2 separate regions of the Homo sapiens genome follow, and region 2 is linked to region 1. The links are chromatin loops, found by intact Hi-C in ENCODE. Cell type or tissue: gastrocnemius medialis. All regions are shown on one strand. Each heading gives the region's core, and the rest is flanking DNA. Links, peaks and the distances in the headings are about the cores only.

The links. Hi-C counts contacts between places; a loop is a spot of excess contacts. Peaks named below come from ENCODE experiments on the same cell type or tissue, not always from the same donor. Only the 100,000 strongest peaks of a DNase experiment are listed, where the experiment ranks them.
Region 2: a loop joins it to region 1, with 2.1 times the contacts of the local background. A loop is called at or near these places in 1 of 110 quality-filtered maps.

What each region holds. Positions count from the first base shown.
Region 1 is chr7:102,093,169-102,097,559 of GRCh38, forward strand. It overlaps CUX1 (cut like homeobox 1), which reads left to right. Exons shown (of 24, transcript NM_181552.4): 5 at 4,196-4,333. Among named protein-coding and RNA genes, the nearest start is that of SH2B2, 190 kb to the right of the region's middle. RefSeq lists enhancers at 2,519-3,030, 3,910-4,391. In gastrocnemius medialis, for the core only: no CTCF peak of the experiment used is centred there; no DNase peak of the experiment used is centred there.
Region 2 is chr7:102,179,695-102,184,085 of GRCh38, forward strand. All of the region lies in intron 11 of CUX1 (cut like homeobox 1), which reads left to right. Among named protein-coding and RNA genes, the nearest start is that of SH2B2, 100 kb to the right of the region's middle. In gastrocnemius medialis, for the core only: no CTCF peak of the experiment used is centred there; a DNase peak (open chromatin) is centred at 2,497; H3K27ac peaks cover 3,581 bases.

The DNA.
Region 1 (4,391 bases), core at 109-4,108:
TTTTTCTGAGACAGGGTCTCACTCTGTCCCTCAGGCTGGAGTGAGACCCTATCTCTTTAAAAAAAAAAAAAAAAAAAGAAAGTCATAGCTCTCTGCAACCTCCACCTCCCAGGCTCAAGCAATCCTCCTACCTTAGCCTCCCAAGGAGCTGGGACTACAGGCATGCACCACCATGCCCGGCTAATTTTTGTATTTTTTCCAGAGACAGGGTCTCACTTATGTTGTCCAGGCTGGCCTCAAACTCCTGGGCTCAAACAATGTTCCCTCCTCGGCCTCCCAAAGTGCTGAGATTACAGGTGTGAGCCACTGTGCCTGGCCAGTAAGCAGAAATCATACTGAGAATTTTTCAAAGTCGTTTGCCTGGCGGGCTTCTTTCCTTTTTCTTTCCCTCCCTGGGTGAGATGCATCCACCCCATACATTGCAGAGCGGGCTCCGCCAGCCTCTGACTGTAATGGCTGGAATTAACGAGATAATATTGCGTGCACTTAGGAAAAGGTGCTGAATATGTACAGTATTGTTGTTTGTAATAATTATGTTCCTTGAGCCCTGTGTTGCATAACAAGCTATATAATACCTCCAAGATTGCTTTAGGAATTAAGTATCAGATGATTGTAAAACACTTTACAAGATTGTCGCATTGGGTGGGCGGAGCTGGCAGGAAAGCGTGTTGAATCGGAGGAGGAGGAGGCTGGGAAGACAGGGGTTACCGGATTTTGTGTGTTCCTGTTTTATATATGGGTGTGTCCTCTTCGCCTCCTCCAGACAATTCCCTAATTGAGCTGCTAAGATCGGAGGCATCTGACGTTCGCATAAGACCTGACAATCCTTGTGTGGGGTTTAAATGGCATTGGAAATCATTAACAAGACAAAAAGCTATTATTTCCGTAGATTAACACACAGGTTGGGTTTTGGCACGCCAAAATTCATTGTTTTGGTCTTTAGCCCAAACATGCTAGAGTCATTATATTGTCATGCAGTAATTAGCTGTTCCTTTAATACAAGTAATAAAAATTAAGCCTAAGAAGTTCTTTAGCAATGCCTCTTACATATCCCAAAACAATATTCAAATGCTGTAGGCATTTAGCCATTCAACTGTGCTGTAGTAAAGTTTGGAGTTTAATGCACAGAGATGTTTGAACATTTAGCTCATCCTTTAGTCTGTGACCAGCTTTGCTACATAGGCATTAACCTTTAATAGTGTCAGACTAAATATACATGCCATGATGAATGATTATGAGATTGCCTGAATTTTCATTTACAGTATAAGGCTCTGAAAATTGGTGTAAAGGTCTGGTTCCTCCTCACTTGATAATGTGCGTGTCATTTTCATATGTCACCGGATTCCTTGCTTAACCGCATGGGAGAAGCTATTTTTTAATTCGAAGCAGATACAGTGGGGTCCTGGCCTTTTGAAAAGAATGAACTGGAAATGTTGACAGAACTTTTAGGGAGGGCAGGCAGTATACTAGGTGTGTTCTTTAAAGATATAATTTGCTGGCACTTGTGCTAGAAAGCCTACGTGAGCAACTCTTAATAGAATTTTATACGTGATCAAAGGTTCCTCTCTTTACCTCCTCTTCCCTGACCTCTATGTCAAGTTTAAATCGTGGTTCTGTACAAAGGAGGCTGTGAACGGGCTGTTCACTTTCTTGAAACCATTTGCCCAGCACAAGGTCGTGAAGGTGGGGAAGAGGGGCAGGCTGAGAAGGTGAAGGTATCCAGAGAAGTTATGGAAATTTTTTTTACAAACAGCACCTGGAATCTTTTCAGGAATTCTGTTTTTTTGTGTTATCACGACTCCTGCTTACAAAGAACCATCTCCCCAAGATAGCATTTTTTTTTTTTTCCAAGACAGGATTTCGCTCTGTTGCCCCGGCTGGAGTGCAGTGGCTCAATCACAGCTCAATGCAACCTCGACCTCAAGGGCTCAAGGACTTCTCATGCCTTAAGCCCCCCAGTAGCTGGGACTACAGGGGTATGCCACCATGCCTGGCTAGTTTTTTGGTTTGTGTTTTTGTTTTGTAGAGACAGGCTTTCACCATGTTGCCCAGGCTGGTCTCGAACTCCTGAGCTCAAGCAATCCGGCCACCCTCGGCCTCCCAAAGTGCTGGGATTACAGGCATGAGCCACTGCAGCCGGCCTCCAAAATAGCTTTTGGAGTCAAATTTAACATAAATATTTTGATGCTGATTAAAATAATAATGAAAAGCCATGCACCAGAAAGAGATGCAATTATAGGCTGTGTATACGTGCAGAGTAAGTGCCCAGCAGCCAGGGATTCTGCATGATGGACTGTGTTGCTGTGAAACCCCAGCACCCGGGATCTGCTGACGTTGAGCCCAACATATCCCAGCGCCTGCCTTTTGTAAACTCTGCAAAGACGCTGGCATCCTAAAGAGTCCCTGGCTCCTGCTGGATACGTTAACCGAGGCATGGTAGACCTGGCCCTCGATTCCAGGAACCTAGGGTGGTCTGAAAAATTAATGACTCTGGCATTTGAAAATTAAGTGAGCTCTTGAATATATACTCTTGTTGATCCGCTGGGCATGGTGTTTGGCATTCTTCGACTGGAGACTAAATCTCTGCAGCCATCTCACAAGTGACACTGGCGCCCATACCAGAAATATATTCAATAATCTTTCTAAGCCCTGTGGACTTGGGTATTCTTCCACTCTGACGGAGCCTGAGAATTCCAAAGGAAGTATGCCCCAGGTACCCAGCAGGCGGAATATAATTGCCTCTTAGGCAGCAGAAAGAAAACTAAAGATCACATTGATGCGGAAGAACATTTAAGGTCTCTCTATCCTGTGTTGAATTCACAGTAAAGGCGAGAGCCGTGAGTTTGTACTGTAAATTCCAGGTCTGTGACTTCTGACTTTGGATTAAAATCCAGTTTTCTGGAAGTGAATCTGATGGCAGATATGACCTTGAATTGGCTGCAAGACCCCAGCGCTGGCCTGGCTGCCGTGCAGCGCGCGCTGCTCTGCACTTAGTTATCATCAGGAGTGTGGTGGCCTCCTGGCCAGCTGGTCTACGACAGGGCCATGCCGGGTCACCAGCTGTGCCTCTGCAGGGGTCTCCAGCCTTGGGACCTGCGGCCGCTAACCCCTGACTCTTCTGAACACCCTTCATTAGTGAAGGAGGATCGTAATGGAAAGTGGTCATGTCATGAAATGGGGTGGCTTTATAAAGCCTAAGTGTTTCTTTCCTCTGCTTCACCTCTGCTTCATTCTTTACCTTGTTGTAAAGAATGGTCACTCAGGGCTGGGTGGGGTGGCTCACGCCTGTAATCCTTTGGGAGGCTGAGGCGGTCAGATCCCTTGAGTCCAGTTTGAGACTGGCCTAGGCAACATAGGAAGACCCTATCTTTACCAAAAAATACAAAAATTAGCCCAGCGTGCTTGTGCATGCCTGTAGTCCCAGCTACTTGGGAGGCTGAGGTGGGAGGATTGCTTGAGCCCAGGAGGTGGAGGCTGCAGTGAGCCATGATCATGCCACTGCACTCCAGCCTGGGCGACAGAGTGAGACCCTGTCTTAAACAAACAAACAAACAAAAAAGCATGATCACTTGGAGTTAACAGACTTAGGTGTGCATTCTCCATGCCAACCAACTAGCTGGGTGACCTCAGGTGAGTCATTCTGCTTCCCTGGGCTTTAGTTTCTGAGGCCTCTTTCTCGAGATTGTTGTAAGGCTCAAAAGACACAATCTCCATAAAGTGTCCCGTGAACTGTGTGGCGTTCTCAGGCATCAGGTGTCACTTCCAGCCTCATAATCACTGGACCCTTAAACATCCCGGCACCTGTCCACGGACTTGTCCGTCCTCCACGTGCAGCTCCGGGGATGTGATTGACCTCCTGGGGCTGCTACCTGGTGTATTTCTCTACTTATCTGATCAAAGAATGAAAATCATGAAAGTGTCACACCAGGCAGGAGTAATCGGCAAATACCAGTGAATCTCATGGCTATTGCCACCCCATTTTCACACCTCGAGGACCCCGGGCTGGGTCCATCCTTTGTAAAGCACTGGAGAATTCTCCCACCCAGCAAGGGGGCTGGCTGCAGGGGCATGACTGTGGCCTCTGGGGAGCCCCCGGAGCTGATGTCCCAGGAGCCCCACTCTGAGCCTGTGTACCGCCGTGGAGGGGGCCTGTTTGCTGGCCGAGTGGGGTGATGGCTGTTTTCCTGTTGTGCAGATCCCGTACCAGCTTTGGATCTCGGACAGCAACTCCAGCTCAAAGTGCAGCGCCTGCACGATATTGAAACAGAGAACCAGAAACTTAGGGAAACTCTGGAAGAATACAACAAGGAATTTGCTGAAGTGAAAAATCAAGGTTGGTGGAAAATGCGTTCTTTGCTTTTTCTTTTCTTCTTTTTTTTCTCTTCTTTTTA
Region 2 (4,391 bases), core at 217-4,216, 87 kb after region 1:
GGTCCTGGGACCCTTGATTCACAGGCTTCAGAGCCAGGGGAGACTCTCGGAGTTGTCTGTCTTGACAGCGAAGAAGGCAGGACCTTCAGGGCAGGGCTTCAGCCCCAGGCCAGGGGTTCCCTGCTCTGCCCGGGGGCTGCCCGTTCAGGCCCATTCCTTCCCCAACCCGGTACCTCCATGTTGGGTGGGTGAGGGAATGAGTGGCTGTAAAGTATATTCATTGTATGAATAAAGTGGGTCAGGGTTCATTGTGAACATTTAAAGGAAACCTTTTCTGGTATGAAGTAGTCCTAGGATGTACTTAGGTCCATTGTGTTTTGTCGTTGTTGTTGTTGTTGTTGTTTTTGAGACGGATTTTCGCTTTTGTCGCCGAGACTGGAATGCAATGGCGCAGTCTTGGCTCACTGCAACCTCCGCCTCCTGGATTCAAGCAATTCTCCTGCCTCAGCCTCCTGAGTAACTGAACTACAGTCACGCGCCACCATGCCAGACTAACTTTTATATTTTTAGTAGAGGCGGGGTTTCACCATGTTGGCCAGTCTAGTCTCAAACTCCTGACCTCAGGTGATCACCAGCCTCGGCCTCCCAAAGTGCTGGGATTACAGGCGTGAGCCACTGCCTTTTTTTTTTTTTTTTTTTTGAAACGGAGTCTCACTCACTGGCCCAGACTGGAGTGCAGTGACAGGATCATAGTTCACGGCAACCTCGAAGTCTCGGGCTCAAGCGATTCTCCTTGCCTCAGCCTCCCAAGTAACTGGGACCCTGGGACCAAAGACATGCCCCACCACACCCAGCTAGTTTTTTAATTTTTTGTGGAGATGGGATTTCACTGTGTTCCCCAGGCTGGTCTGGGACGCCTGGGCTCAAGCAATTCTCCCACCTCGGCTCCCAAAACACTTTGGGATTATAGGCATGAGCCGCTGCACCTGGCCCAATGTCTTTTTTTTTTTTTTTAATTGAAATTTTCTTTTTGACACATGACCAAATTTATACCAAGACTAAGTTTCCAGCAATCTATTGCCTATGCTGATGGCTCCCACGACCCTCCCTCACTCCTTTCTTCTGCCTCTTTGGGGTGAATTTCACCCATTCACTGAGAACTGCCCAGCGCCGGGTCCCTTGGAGGAGACAGTCCTGCCGACTTTGGGGAAATGGTTGAAACCTGGTTCTGTCTGTCCTCAGCCAGGTCGTTTTTTTTAAATTTTTATTTTATTTTATTTTATTGTATTTTATTTTATTTTATTTTATTTTATTTTATTTTATTTGAGACGGAATTTCGTTCTGTTGCCCAGGCTAGGGTGCGATGGCGCCATCTCCACTCACTGCAACCTCTGCCTCCCATGTTCAAGTGATTCTCCTGCCTCTGCCTCCTGAGTAGCTGGGATTACAGGCATGAGCCACCACTTCCGGATAATTTTGTATTTTTAGTAGAGATGGGATTTCTCCGTGTTGGTCAGGCTGGTCTCAAATTCCCGATCTCAGGTGATCCACCCGCCTCCGCCTCCCAAATGCTGGAATTGCAGGTGTGAGCCACCGCGAACCAGGTCATTTATTTTGTCACCGCCGTTTCTTCCTCTCTCATCAGCTTACCCAATGAGTACCAGGATTCAGTTTTTATTTCTACATTTAATCTCATTTTCTCATGTTACAGCCATTTCTGACCCCAGCAACGGCATTATGATGAGATAATTTGCCTTTCTCTCCATTGTCAAGTTAAAGGGCGTGACTCAGATACACACCGGCTACAAGAGAGCAAAGCTGTAGACCTCACATTTTTTATTATAGAGCAATTTCTTCCAAATCAGTTAAGGTTTCAATGTTTGCCTTCACAAAAAAATGAAACGCGGTTTTGCAAATTAATGTTCGTTATCCGTATCTTGGGGGAATTGTTTAATACCGTGCAGTTAATGAAACAATTCAGCGATACTTCTTCCAAAATCATTGCTACCTTATCTTCATCTAATCTAATAATCAAAACATATCTTCTAGTAACAAGACTTCTGATTTTAATTATCTTAACTCCTTGTTGCCAGATTGTCCTGATACGAAACCCACATGCAGAAAGCATCTGACTTCACCAAACCAGGGTTTCCTCTCGCCCCAAAGGAATAAGGTTAATTGAATGAGATATGTTCTGAGGGCTTTTTGTTTTTCCTAATGTGTATAATGTATAGCCTCAAATATAACCTAAAGGAATACAATTATTAGGAAAATATTTTTATGAATAAGACTTGGCAAATTGGCAACCTGATGCTTTTGCCATGGGGAACCCTGCCCCCGCAGTCTTGGCTACTCAAAGAACTCACCTTTACTTACCACGGAGCTGCTTTCTTTCTTTCTTCTTCCTGTCCCCTTCCCCTCTTTCATGTCTTACGGGGGACCCTCGGACACACGATGGGGCCTTGAATCAGGTTGCTGTTTGGGAGAGGAGGCTCCAAGCTCCCAGCTCTGGGCTCAGCTGTTTGGAGTTGCAGGTGGTTTTCCCATGAACACTTGGCAGCAGGTCCTTGATCTTTGAGACATGTGCCAGGGTGTTTGGTGACAGTCACTTGGGGAGAGGGCATTTCCCATAAGCAGAAGGCTTATTGGGCAGAATCTTTTGTCCTGAGTTCACTGAGTTGTTTCCACCCATACTTTCCAATGATACTTTCTGTAGTTGGATATATCAGAGGACTGACTAATTGGTTTTCTTTCTCTAACCCATTGAAATTCTCCATCTTTCTGCCACTGAGATTTCTCCTCTTCCCTCAAATTTGATTTGTTATTTCACAAGGATACCAGACAGCTGCACATCTTCGAGTCTGTCCTGTCCAGGGCTCTACTTTTTCAAGCAAAGCTCCCCATAAATGCCCCGCTATCCACGTGTGTCATGGGACATCGCTAACCTTTAATTAGGCATGGAAACAGACGCAAAAGTGGAAGATGTTTCCTCCTGCCTAATCTGACAAGTGCTTAAGCATAGTGCCACTTGTAAAGAAGAACTGTTTTTGCAATTAATGAAATAGCCCGACCGCCGTGACAAGGCTGCTTTTTGATAACTCTCTATTCTGTGGTCTTCTGTTGGAATGCTTTAATATAGAAGCAGTATAATTAGCTAGTCAACTGCACTGTACTTGCTACAGCACAGAAGATAATGCTACCAATAGCTTCGATTTAAAATAGATATTTATAAGAAAGGCTAACTAAAAGAACACCAGTCTCCCAGAAGGAGAAATTATATTTTTCTAGAGATGCGTTAAAGATCAGTGCTTCCCACTGGGTGGATGGTCACATGCGTTAGAATCACCTAGGGGTCTTTTCCAAACTGCTTCTCTTTCCCCACTCCTGAGGTTCTGATGGGTCCCATGGAGACACTATGGGATGATGCTGTGTCCCTCGGGGCACTGAGGTGGTATAAAAGAGGTGGTATAAAACCGTCCCTCTGGCCTTGGGTGTCTCTCTTTTCATCTTGCATTCTCGGAGCCCAGGAGTTCAAGACCAGCTAATTTTTTGTATTTTTAGTAGAGACAGGGTTTCACCATGTTGGCCAGGCTGGTCACGAGCTCCTGACCTCAGGTCATCTGCCCGCCTCAGCCTCCCAGAGTGCTGGGATTACAGGCGTGAGCCATCGCGCCCGGCCCCATCTCTTAATTTTTTTTTTTTTAATGAGCCAGAGTGGTGGCACATGCCCGTTGTCCCAGCTACCTGGGAGGCTGGGGAGAGAGGATCATTGGAGCATACACAGCACCCACCCCATTGCTTTGGAGATTTGGACTCACCGTCCAGAGTCCACAGTATCCTTGGGCTCCTCCCCAACTCCCAGCATCAGCAGAACCTAAATCTCCATGCCTGCTGCCTCTGCCTGAGGAACCATGGAGACACATGTCCTTATCTATGGAGAGTCCTTGTCCAGTAGAAGAGGAGGTGCATGCTGCCCAGGCCTGGACCCCAGAGATGCAGTGTCAGCTAAGGGTCTGTGCCTCAGACCCCTGCCCTGGGCCAGGGGGTCCCCGTGAGACCGAAGACTCCCACACCAACTCTAACCTGAGCCAGTCAGACAGCACCATGTGGAGCCTGGCCCCATTTATCTGCACTGCAGATGCCACTCTGCCCCCACGGTCAGAATTTTATGGAAAAGAGATATTGTCACCTTGACCACTGGCTGTGCAACCTGGAAGACATGACCTTTCCCTGGGTCTCTGCCTTAGTCAGACCTGCCAGAGGCCCCTTTGCTGTTTTTTTGAGACAGGGTCTCACTCTGTTGCCCAGGCTGGAGTGCAGTGGCACCATCATAGCTCACTGTAGCCTCGACCTCCCTGGCTCAAGGAATCCTCCCACCTCAGCCTCCCAAGTAGTCGGGACTACAGGCACACGCCACCACACCCGGCGAATTTTTATATCTTTTGTAGAGA